Regions from separate parts of the Mus musculus genome. Here regions 1 and 2 are each linked to region 3. The links are chromatin contacts, found by Hi-C or POLR2A ChIA-PET in ENCODE. All regions are on one chromosome and are shown on one strand. Each heading gives the region's core, a stretch centred on a gene start or an enhancer-like site at or near the end of the contact. The rest is flanking DNA. Distances are from core to core; before and after follow the strand shown. Region 1 holds the start of Mideas (mitotic deacetylase associated SANT domain protein). Region 2 holds the start of Fam161b (family with sequence similarity 161, member B). Region 3 holds the start of Ptgr2 (prostaglandin reductase 2).

Region 1 (4,210 bases), core at 321-2,820, 66 kb after region 3:
GAAGCCTGGTCATTGCTGTAAGGAATTACTTCTATTCCAAAATCAAAATGAGGAGTACCTCCGCCATACCTTCACTCCATCATATGATGAAATAATAAAATGTCAAAGAGTTATACTTAAGTCTATAACATACTTACTTCTTAAGACAATATTATTTTCCATTCACTGCACTTTTTGTGTTTGTAATGTAATAGTAATGTCTCGGTAAAAGGCAGACCCCAGTGCACTGGTAGCTGCAAGATGAAGGAATTCACGCTGCCAGGAGAGCTTGGGTCAGGGTCTACATGCTTCTCATCTTTGGGTGAGCCTGTGGCTTCTCTTGAGGTATTAAGCAGACTTGGGGTGAGGGTATCCCCACATGTTGTTTTCCATTAATCTTACATCACCTTTGACACAAAACCTGTACTCAAGCAGAGGGCTTTCTGGGCTTCAATGAGGAGATGGGAGGTCTGGGAGATATTATCAGGCCAATGTGTTAGTAGGAGTAGTTTGGAAGTGGGAAAGGGAAAATTTTGTCCAGCTTAAGTGGACGTCTCTGAATGGCCTTTTATGGGTCCCTGTTTTCCAGAGCAAGCTTCTGCCTCACTAAACGTTTCTGTTAGGAAAACCTTGCCCTGCAGTTTTGGCTGTCTCCTCCCCCCCCCCCCCCCCCCCCCACACACACACACAGCAAAGGCTAGCCTAGTCCTCTCTCCAACCTAAGGGAATTAGGAGTCTTTCTTTGGGCACTGCTGTGTAACTGCTTTCTTACTGGTCGCCAGAGGCTCAAAAGGCAGCTCTCTGTTGATGTTAGTTTTAATACGCCGAGAAAATTTATTTTGGGCAGTGATAAACTTCAAAATTACTATTGCCTGAAGCTCCTGCGTCCAGGATCCACCTTGTAAAATCACTTCTGGCTAATGATGACACCCGAACGCACCAGGCTCCAGAGATTCTGAGACTTGAGTGCACAAGGAAGAGGTGGGGATCTGAGAAGAAAGGGAACAGAACGACTATTTCCCAGACCCGACGTGGGTGATGACATAGTTCCTGAAATACAATGCATGGTAACATCGTGTACAAGTGCCACCCGGGGAAAGCCACTGACAACTGTGCAGACCTGTAAGGGACATGAGGACGGGAGATTGGAGTTTGGCCTAGCATTATTCAGGGAAATAGTACACTGCTTTCACACATGTCCTCTCTAGTCCAAATAACAAATGAAATGAAAACCTTTATTATCTCTCCCCTCTCTCCCGACTGTATGTGTGCGCGCGCGTGCGTGGGAGGAGGAATGTAGGTGGGGGACTTTTTCCCCTAGGGTCCCTTGAACTCAGCCCCTAGGCTCCAACGCCACCTTTTAGACTCAAGGGAGAGCAGGAAGTCTCCGATCGCACTTTCCCCAAGAGCAGAGTGAGGGTAGGGACGAAGCTTCCACAGCCGCTGCAGCACCGGGAACCGAGGGTCTGGCTGGGGGCCGCGCGGAGGCGCGCGGAGCCGGGGCGCGGGCGGGGCAGGAGGCTGCAGAGCCCTGCGCGCCGCCGCGCGAGCTGCTGGGTCACAGCCGGGACCGCGCCGCCTGCTCGGCGAGGAAGTGACGACTGCGCCGTCCCGAGAGCAACAAAGTTTGAGTCTGCTGGTCGCGCTCGAATTGCGTCCCGCGCCCCCTCGGAGCTGCCCAGGGATCCAGCGTGCAGGTGAGTCGCGGGAGCCTGGTGGCCTTCCCGCCGTGGGGGGCGCCGACGTGGAGCTCGGGGCGGGAGGGGGGATCCGGAATTCGTTGGGGTTCGGCGGCGCGGGCCGGGTCGTGGGACGCTGGGAGTGGGGGTGCAGGAGAGGGACAGGGTGGCGGAGATCTCGGCCGGTGTTGCGCCCCTGAGGTGGTTGTTTTGACTCGGGACTTAGACCGGCCTGGCTGCAGCCTAGCCCTCTCAGGGAGCCACCCCTGAGCGCAGCGATGCCGGGAAGGGGCCTCCCCGGACCTGCGACCGGAGCCAGCCCTACACCCCGCGCCCCATCTCTTCGGGTTGCGTGCAGCTGCTTTTCCAGCCCTTCCCGGTGTTTCCCCGGGAAACGTTCCCTTCCTCTACGCCGCCCTCCACCAGGTTTCAGGAAGGAAGTTACAGGAACTTTCCCTCTACTTTTGTTTGCTCGGCCTTGCAGTGACGAAGAGCAGAGCAACTCAGAAGTTTGGGTCAACAGCCCTATCCATTTCCAACCAGCAAAACCCGAGTTGTCCCCCAGGCCTCCTTGAAACGAGCCCCTCCCGACTCTACACTTTTCCTCCCTCCCTCCCAAGCCCCGAACCCAACAGTAAGCTCTCTAAGGCCTAACACTTTGCAATTTAGCCATAAAAACTGTCAGCACACCCACGTACATATGTGAGTGTTTTCTATATAAAACCCAGAAAGCCGCTTCCAGTGGACTCCGTGGCATCTTGTTCTTTTCTGTGTTCTAAAACGGCTAGGGCTGCAGGAGTTTGCCTGGGAACTTTGATGATGGTTCCCCGCCGCCCGCCCTCGGTAGCCTCGTGCTTCTGGGTCTTTAAAGAACAGCTGAGAAGTTTATGACATCTTTGCATAGTTGCAGGGGTCTTGGCGTGGCCCAGCAGCTGGCGCCAGGGCTCCTTGGTTTGTGCCTGAAGCTGTAGCAGCGGCGGGGACAGGGCGATGTGTGCAGGAATGTGTGTACAGGCCGTGGACAGTTGGAGATGGGATGTCTAGAGCTTGAATAGTGCAGTCCCTAGCAGCAGCTTTCTGCCGGTCTGTAATTACTGCGTGATTGCACAGTCAGGCTTTGTTGGCGTGGATGTTTATACACACGCTATTGTGCAAGCTCTTGGTGGTGGTGAACAAAACGCAGATTTGCATTGCAAATGCTTAGGACAGATCTGGGCCTGAACTGCTGTTCTCGAATTCTTCTTACCCTTTAACTTTTGCTGGATGGTTGTTTCCTTGCCTCTCCCTTAACCTCCGACAGCTTGCTGATCTCCTGAGAGTCTGGCTACTCAGGAAAGCAGTCTCTCTTTACTATTTACTACAGAATAAATATCTTAGGCAGCCTGAGCATTGTGCCAAGAACTGTACCTTCACTTGTCCTGAGAAAATGTGGGATGACGTCAGCAGGAAAAGGAGATAGGAGATGACTGTCCAATCCTGTCTTCACGGAAGGGCTGTTTGAATGAGCAGAATTGCAGGATTGGGGCTAGCTATAAAGAGGAGTCACAGGTCATGTATGTCTGAGCTGGCCGGGCAGACTTTGAGCCTTGAAGGATCAGCTGCAGACATTTAGGTGGGTCCTAATTCCTTTATTGTGTTCTGGGCAAAGGGGAAGCATGCTTAGTGGGTAAAGGAAATGTGCCAGGCTCTGAGACTATGTGTCTGTGTGGCCGATGGGTGTGGGGTTGAGGGTGACTCACATGTTTTCTGTAGTGTGGTCCCTACACCTACTTCCCTAGTACTGTCTACAGGGACAGGGGTCTTCATATCTATCCAAATTCTGCCCTGCAGGAAGCAGGCTGTCTTAGCTACTTTTCTAGTGATGTGAAGAGACACCGTAACCAAGGCAACTTATAAATGAAAGCATTTAATTGGGGACTTGCTCACAGTTTCAGAGGGTGAGTCCAGGATCATCATGGCAGGGAGCATGGCAGCAGGCAGGCAGGCATGGCGCTGGAGCAGTAGCTGAGAGCTTAGATATGATCAATCCACAGCAGCAGGTTTGGGGGCGGGGGTGGTGTGGGGGTGGGATCAGGGGCACTGAGCCCAGTATAGGCATTTGAAAACTCAAAACCCTCTTCCAGCAACACACCTCCTCCAAACAAGGCCACATATCATAATCCTTCCAAAATAGTTCCACTAACAAGCAAGGAAGCATTTAGATGTATGAGTCTGCGGGACGGGGCGGGGGGAGGGGTAGTGCCCATTCAAGCCACCACAGGGGCCCAACCTGCACATAGGAGAAGGCTAATGGTTTCTTGAGAGCTTCAACTGTATGAAGGACCAGCGCAATCCTTTGGAGACCAAGAAGCGAGCACTGCATTTGTGCAAGACCATCCTTCTGTCATCCCAAGTGTCAGTCATACAGTCTATTCTGGGCTGAGATTCACCAGGCAATGCCTTTCCCTGTTGTGCTACTCTGTGACTGCTTGGCACCAACCCCCTACAGTGCACGCATGGTCCTCTGCTCCCAGAAGCAGATACTGGTGACCGACTGGAACATGCTGGTGTTC
Region 2 (3,929 bases), core at 665-3,164, 77 kb before region 3:
GATCAGTTAAAGGTCCACACCAGCAAAGATTACACAGCACCTTATTTTAAACAAACAAACAAACAAAAAGACTATTGGAAATACCTTAGTCACATATTTTTGTTTGTTTTGGGAGTTTTGCATTCTATGTAACCCAAGGATGGCTTTGAACTTCTGATCCTCCTGCAAAAAACACCATGCTTTTTACTACCATGATTTTAACAGTCACTCCTGAGTTTTAAAATATAATACTTTGCTAGACAGAAAAGCAAACAATAACAAAACAGAATTGTGTGTGAACGTTAGTAAAAGAGCTGCTGTCTTCCTTCCCCGTGACGCTCAGAAAAGAGCGAGAGAAGGATGCAGTACAAAGGAAAACATACACACAAACCTAACACAAGAGCGAGCCACCAAAATGTGAATGCTAAAGTTTCGAAGGGCCCAGAAACGGTGCTACATCATGCCAGCACTTGGTAAATATATTCCACACCATTGGTCATTAGGGAAATATAAACACAAGCCACTTCCTACGAACTTCAGAGGACAAAGAAAAAAGGCAGCAGATAGTGCTGTCAGGGTCAGGAGAAACCTGAGCATTCATCTACTGTCAATGATAACATAAACTGGGGCACTCTCTCAAAGTCTGGCAGGTCTTCAAAACATCAGCATTGCCACATAACCCAGAGATTTCACTAGAGAATAGCCTCGAGATGATCAACACTGTTCACACCAAAGTTTGCACACAGAATGTCCCTACTAGCATCATTCCTTTACAGGCCAAAAGTGAAAACCAAGCATACTTTCAACACAATTGAGGATGGCATCAGCTCTCAAAACAAAAGCTGTCTGATACAGACTCCAACCTGGATTAACCTTTAAAACAGAGTATATCTCCAACTACATAGAACTATCCGGAAAAGGTAAATCTATAGACAGAAAGTAGGAGAGTCTGTAGGGCTGAGAAGGTGAGCAGAAGTGTGGAGAGTGACATCTAATGAATTCCAAGTCTTTTTTTATTTTTTTGCTTTTTGGTTTTTTATAAAGTAAGGAAACGGTAATAAAACTTATTGTAGGTACTGAATAGCTCTGCAAAAATACTAAAAACTCATTGGACTGTACGCTTTAAGTGGGAGCACTTATAACTAGATGAATGTTATCTTAATAAAGCAGCTTTAAGACCAGGAGTGGGGGCGCGGGCCTTAATCCCAGCACTCAGAAGACTGAGGAAGATGATCTCTGTGATTTCGAGGTCAATCCGATCTACCATCCGATACTACAAAGCCCGATGCCTCTCGAGGTGCTCATAAACAATCCTGGACAGTTCTCAAGGGTCAGACTGACTTAGAAAGGCCCGCCCACTTGTGATCCCGCAGAACCCATGCCATTCCCGAGGACTCCCCTGGAAGGACAGTGAGCAAAGCACCAGGTCAGGCACGTTAGGTGTCTGGACAGCGTCCCGACCTCCACTGTGAGTACCGTCCCTCCACAGCCCAGATCCTCCAGCCCGCGGTCGAGATGCACCTACCTAAGGCACAAGCCATGGCAGAGCCCACTAGGCCTCCTCCTGACACCACCACGTCGTACACGGTGTCTGCCGAGGAGCCCGCCCATCGCTGGCTGGCAACTAGCGGGCCTCCTCTGGCTGCGAGCTGCGCGGAACTCCACCAGCGAACGCAGAGCAAGCCTGCCATGGAGCCAATGCGGGCCGCCATAATGACTCCTGCCTGCGCCCGCGCCCGGGACTTCTCCCTGATAGGTCCTGGAAAGTGCTTCCGGGGCAGTCGTCAACCTTGTGTGGTTTTAGCCCTGTCTTCAAAACCGGAAATAAAATAGTTGAAGAAAATTATCCAATCAGAAGACGCTCTTGCCTCATTGGGCGGAACAGACTAAAGACTGGAAGCCAATCCAAGGCTAAAGCCATGAAGGGGCGTGGCTAGCAGTACCTAACCGCCGGCGCCGCTGTCACGGTTGTCACTGCTGCTTTCACCTCTGCTTCTCTCTCTCTCTAGTTAGGAAGATGACTGTGGGGAGGACTGCGGGAGGTCCTGAGTGCGCCGAGTGGAGCCGTGAGGTGAGTGGAGAAAGGAGGAAGTCGGATGCCTCAGCAAGGAATCCTCAAGAGTGGAAACTGTTTAGCGTTGCCGTGGAGACAGAGTCAGGGGCGTGTCATCAAAGGGCGAAGAATTAAAATTGGCAGCGCTTGGGCACTTAGAGAACCAGTCTTGGGGGACGTGGGTCTTTTGTGTCTTGTACCAGGCTCTGATATCAGGAATCGTACTAATAACAAACCACGAATTAACCTTGAAAATCTTAAAAGCGATCTCTATCTTAATATGATTATCCAGAAAAGGCAAATCTAGGGGGCGCGTCATTGCATGGGGCTGAGGTGAGGAGAAACAGGGAGAGACTTCTAAAAGGGCTGAGGAGGTGAGGAGAGACTTCTAAAAGCTTCCAAGGTTTTTGTTGTCGTTTTAGAGTAAGGAAAACGCACCGAAACGCAGCTCTTCAAATATATTAAAATTCATTAAACTGAATGTGTTTAATGTGTTGTATCCTCTCAAACCCATTTTCTAGAAAAGAAAAGAGATGGGTTAAGCAATTTGCCCCGAAATCTCTGAAAACAGAAAGTAGGCTGGTAGTTGCCTAGGGCTGACAGGTTGAGAGGAAGATGTGGGAGGGTTAAGGGATATAAGTGACAATTAAATGCTACACTGGTGCTTCAGAGCAGAGATTCTCAATCTGTTTCACCTAAGATCATCCTGCATATCAGATATTTACCTTACAATTCATAACAGTAGCAAAATTACAGTATTAACAATGAAAATGACTATGGTTGGGGCTCACCACCACATGAAACACTGTATTAAAGGGTCGATGCATTAGAACAGTTGAGGACACTGCTTTAGAGGAATGGTGAAAATGGTCTGACTTCTACTGTGATTGCTAGATGACCCTGGCTGTTTTAGAAACTGGAGGAGAGTACGCTTTGAATGGCTCACTTGTACACTATGGACATTGTGTTTCAATAAAGTTGTTTTTAAAACGAAAGAGCCAGCATTATGGCTCAAACTTGTAATCCCAACAACTCAAATTACTAAAGCAGAAGGATAAGGAGTTCAAGGTCGCCCTTTGACCCTGTCACAACAGAGAGAGAGGGGCAGGGGAAGGAGAGAGTTTTGCTCTAGATCACATGTTCTTCAGCAGCAGAGCTAGGGTTAGAGCACACACTTATCTCTAACTCAGATGGACTGCTCCAATTGCCACTAATCATCAATAGTCCACTGGTGGCCTTGTACCTACCACTCTAAGGACATCTCAGGCCACTGTCCTCCAGCCACACCACCTTCCCTCTATCACTACAAGACTCAACTGAGACAATAAAAATCACCCTAACACTCAAAGTCAGACACCCCCAACCTCAGTGGTTCAGATTGCTCTCCACACTATAATGATGGACAAGCATGCGCTCAGTAGAAACAATACTCCATACTTTTTTTTTGTTTTTTCGAGACAGGGTTTCTCTGTTTAGCCCTGACTGTCCTGGAACTCCCTCTGTAGACCAGGCTGGCCTCGAACTCAGAAATCCGCCTACCTCTGCCTCCCAAGTTCTGGGATTAAAGGCATGCGCCACCACTGCCTGGCTAATACTCCATACTTTTATTTTTCTATTTTTATGGTACTGAGGACTGAGTCCAGGGTCCTGTGCATTCTAGGTAAGTGCTCTCCACAGAGCTAAATTCCCAGCTCTAGATTTCAGTCTTTCTTTAAATAGCAATAGGATACACTCTCTGCTTTGGTGACACAGTGTCCAGGGACTTGCTATTTCTAGTGAGTTGCACAATCAGGAGTGTGAACAATAGCTATTCTCTAAGTGCCCTGCTCAGTAGGTTAATGTATTAGTACGTTTTTACTTAAACTACTGTGACTTAGAATGGACTTATCTGGATATA
Region 3 (4,268 bases), core at 1,572-4,071:
CACAGGTAAGTCCTTACCCTCCAACATCTGGTGCTAAGTCAACCTGCCCGAATGCCTGCAGATGTTTTTACAGAGCATGACCAGAATTGGGACTTACGGCTCACACATCACATTTGGAGTCTCTCCTGGCTTTGCTTCTTCACTCTTTTGTCTGGAGAATGTACTGACTGGTTCCTCAGTGTAACCTGCCTTGTTCTTCTATTTTCTTCTCTTATTTGGAAATGATCAGTCGGTTTAGAGGACCGATGAGATTCAATCTCTCTCTCTCTTGCCAACTATTGGGGATTGCACCCAGCCCCTGGTCAATGCTTCAGATTGGGGTTGGGGGCAGGATGGGGTGGGCATCTATAAAGGCAGTGCTGTCTACATCTTATTCGTCACATCATTTAGTATAGTGGGGAGATATGGCTGCTAGGTGCTCAAATTCCTGAGTTCCAGCATGTCCCTTGTCACACCCTCCAACTGGGTGCAGACTCCAAGTGCATCTCTTTACACCCAGCCACAGATACTGCCTATGGAATCACCATGTATAGAAATCACATAAAAATTAAAAACCAAGTTTATTCAGCTACAACTGTCAGACTGTCCTTGAGTGGTTATTACCTGTACTGTGATGGCTAAATCTTCAATCAAAGGACTGCTGCCCAACTGCCTGAGTTTCTTTTCCTATTGCTGTGATAAAATACCCTGACAGGAGCAACTGAAGGCAGAGGAGACAAGGGTTATTTTGGCTACAGTTTAAGGGCACAGTCGTCATGGAGAAGTCACTCTGGGTGCTTGAAGCAGTCACTCACACCACACCAACAGTCAAGAAAAAGAACAACGAGGCTGTCGAGATGGCTCAGTGGGTAAGAGTACCAACTGCTCTTCCAAAGGTCCTGAGTTCAATTCCCAGCAACCACATGGTGGATCACAACCACCTGTAATGAGTGCGTCTGAAGACGGCTTCAGTGCACTTATTTATAATAATAAATGAGCAGAGCCAACCAGAGTGAACAGAGGTCCTAAATTCAATTCCCAGCAACCACATGAAGGTTCACAACTACAGTGTACACATATACATAAAATAAATAAGTCTTTAGGGAAAAAAAAAAAACCAGAACAAGGAATGCTGGTGTTCAACTGGCTTTGTCGTTTTTATTCAGTCCAGGACCCAAACCTAAAAAATCGTCCTACTCAGCCTTGGGGTGAATCTTCCCACCTTAGTCATCTTAAAATGAAGCCAATCCCTCATGGGTACACCTTGAACTTGTCTATTCAGTGATTTCTGATCCCCCCAAGTTGACAGTCAGTGTTAGGCATCACACGGTGACAGTTATCTGTTCTCCATTTTCAGCATTCTGCCTTATTTCTCTAGATACACATAACAGAGCCAGTGTGATGCCTCCCACCTGTAATTCAGCACATGGGAGGTAGAAGAGAGAGGAATGAGTTCAAAGCCAGACTTAACTACATAACAAAATTCAAGGCCAGAATTCTGGGATATGAGAGACCTTGTCTCGAAAACAAACAAACAAACAAACAAACAAAATCAACCATGACTTACTCACAGGTTCTCCATCTAAAATAAAGATCACATTCAAGACCTGAAGGGCAGTGGGTTAGGAGGCATCATAATGGAGGCAGAGCTGAGTAGACCTCAGTAAACCCCATTTGCTGTTAAATTAAAGTGGGTTTCTAATTGATTCGACCATTCTAAAATACCACCAAAAGATCTGGTTCAATGACAGTCATTAAAAATACGCCTTAAGCATCTGTGTAGCAGACTATTGTAAGGAAAAGCTCACTGAACTCACAAGGGCAAAGGACATGTTCTGTTTCTAGCTGGGTGGGACCTCGGAGGGGTCATATAGTTTATTTCCTGAATGTTTCCAGGCATCCCAGAACTGGGTGAGTTGACATGCTCTAGCATGGTAGCGTCTTACATTTGTAATCCCAGTTATTGGGCAGATGGAATACAGACGGCAAATTCAAGGCCAGCCTGGGCAAATTAGTGAGAACCTGTCCCAAAATAAAAATGAAAAACAGTCTGGCAATATAGCCCAGTAGTAAAAACCTCTTGCCCAGCATGCATAGGGGAGGTGGAAGGCTGATCTTGGACTCAATTCCCAATACAGAAGAAAATAAATTATTAATCAGCTTGCTTAAATACAACTCCGTCCTCAAACACCACCGCCATGAAGTTGCAAACATGCTATCCTTTTCACAGACGCCATACAGGGGCTGAATAACTTGTCCAAGGTCGCACAACTTATCCCCAATATCTTTTAATAAAACACACTTCCTGTTTAGCCGTACTTTGTTCAACCATTCTGCCACAAAGGGCTCTGCTGACCTTCCCTGTGCTGTCTATGCCATCGTGTGCAAATGTCCACCTCAGAAAGCCAACCTTCCTCTATGGCTCCCACGACTAACCACTTTCACAGAAATTACTAGTAATCTCACATTTTCAAGCCGACTTCCTGGATCCTCAGCACCAAGAGGATCAAAACCTCTTGGTGCTGAGGTTTTTCAACATGACATAAGTATACCCCTATGCGTGGCACACAGTAGGCGCTCAATAGATGTTCAAATCTGAAGCACCTCAAACACAGTCGCGCCCAAACTTCACCCTCGGAATTCTTACAAAACGGAGAGCACCTGTTACGGGGCATTCCCTAGTCTAGCGTCCCAAGCTATACCGCCGGTGTCGCCCGGAGCTCGAGGAGGACGCCCACAGGTCACCCTGGCTCGGCACTTCCTCCTTTTCTGCGGGCTTAATCCAGCTTCCGGTGCAGCGATACAGTGGCCCCCCTGCGTGTCTGTCAGTTTGAGATCTCGCGGGATTTGATGAACAGCGAAGGGTCAGCTGGCGGCACGACCTTAGCCCTAGGACCACACTGCGCAAGCGCAGGACTAAGCCGGCCTCCTTGCCCTCTCGTCTCCTAGGGCCGGGGTTTTGAAGTTCATACGCGATCCTTTGGTCCCCAAGGTTGGTGAGAATCACAGGATACGTTGCTAGTCTAGGCAAGGAGTATCCATAAGTTAACCTCATTAGGGCTCCGTGGCCGACCCCGCCTCCAGGACCAAGAGAGCAAATTAACTAATGACTTCAGATCAAGTCCCCTGTGTCCTCTTGTGCCCCCAGAGGTTGAACCCGCGTCCTGGCACGGTCTAGGCAGACGCCCTGACAGCCAGCCCCAGCCTCTGGAAGAAACTTGATTCATGTTAGATTCACTGAGTCTTAGGTTGGGGAATCACAGTGAGAAATAGCATCAAGTCTAACCCTTGTTTTGTAGGTGAACAAGCTGAGATCTAGAGGACTAAAGCAGCGGTTCTCAACCTTCCTAATGCTGTGACCCTCGTGCGTGGTGACCCCCCCAACCATAAAATTATTTTCATTGCTACTTCATAATTGTTATTTTGCTATTGTTTCGACCCGTAATGGAAATGTTTTCCGATGGTCTAAGGGGACCCCAAGAAGCTAGAAACTCATGGTTTGAGAACCACTTGACTAGTCACTATCGGGTGTGGTTTGTTTCTAGAATAACTTGGGATCTCCAGGAACTGCAAACCCTAACGGACTTAATCAAGCGGCTGTAGGAATCGCCCTTAGCACTGTATTCCAGCAAGGGCTAATCGCGGAGCTCTAACTCTGGTATAAAGAGTAGCTGAAAAATACCAGTACCGCCGGCAAATGGGCAGCCATCAGATGGACTGGAGGCCCGGGTAACAGAACATCTGAACATTTTCACTTCGTTTGGAAAACTTGAAGAATGGGGTAGGAGACTGTTACCACATTCCAAATAACTTTCCAGCAGGATCTGATCTCTTGGTGGTCAGCTGAGTGAACCAGAGAAAGAGGAAACGCTCAAAAACAATAAAAGTGATAGCAGAAAACAGAGGGAGACTATAGATTACATCTAAAACTCAAAGAGAAGAAACTTAGTTTGGGCCCTTTTTGATGTGAAGTCCCCTTTTCTCCAGGTCTCAGATGTTCAAAAACTGCATGGAGGAGTTCAGGTTTATTTATTTTCCTCCCTTCTGAATTTTCTCTTCACACTAAGGGTTACAGTCGTTTGTATGACTTGAGTTGTACCATGTATCATATGGGTATTTTTTTCCTGATATGGTTTTATTTTTATTTTTTGTGGTGTGGTGTGGTGCGGTTTGGTTTGCATCACGGTGCCGCTACATAGGCCTGGGTATCCTGGACCTCACTCTGTAGGCCAGGCTGGCCTAGACTCAAAGAGATCCACCTGCCTCTCCCTTCTGAGTGCCTGGACTGA

The links. Hi-C counts contacts between places; a loop is a spot of excess contacts on that map. ChIA-PET counts read pairs that join two places held with the same protein, here RNA polymerase II (POLR2A).
Region 1: POLR2A ChIA-PET joins it to region 3 with 11 read pairs in Patski. The contact joins the promoter of Mideas here to the promoter of Ptgr2 in region 3. POLR2A ChIA-PET finds 5 or more read pairs at or near these places in 3 of 5 experiments (Patski and embryonic stem cell).
Region 2: a map of heart shows a loop between it and region 3 (2.1-fold over the local background). The contact joins the promoter of Fam161b here to the promoter of Ptgr2 in region 3. A Hi-C loop is called at or near these places in 1 of 37 maps with a recorded cell type or tissue (heart). POLR2A ChIA-PET finds 5 or more read pairs at or near these places in 1 of 5 experiments (embryonic stem cell).

What each region holds. Positions count from the first base shown.
Region 1 is chr12:84,216,241-84,220,450 of GRCm38, reverse strand. Mideas (mitotic deacetylase associated SANT domain protein) reads left to right here and starts at 1,570. Exons shown (of 13, transcript NM_001163501.1): 1 at 1,570-1,676. Gm46319 reads right to left here and starts at 4,020. Exons shown (of 3, transcript XM_030247050.1): 1 at 3,928-4,020; 2 at 1,337-2,301; 3 at 799-968. The coding sequence starts at 4,020. The coding sequence ends at 887.
Region 2 is chr12:84,359,813-84,363,741 of GRCm38, reverse strand. It overlaps Fam161b (family with sequence similarity 161, member B), which reads left to right and starts at 1,914. Exons shown (of 9, transcript NM_001358283.1): 1 at 1,914-2,050. The coding sequence starts at 1,997. It overlaps Coq6 (coenzyme Q6 monooxygenase), which reads right to left and starts at 1,774. Exons shown (of 12, transcript NM_172582.3): 1 at 1,505-1,774. The coding sequence starts at 1,691.
Region 3 is chr12:84,283,849-84,288,116 of GRCm38, reverse strand. Ptgr2 (prostaglandin reductase 2) reads right to left here and starts at 2,821. Exons shown (of 10, transcript NM_029880.3): 1 at 2,641-2,821.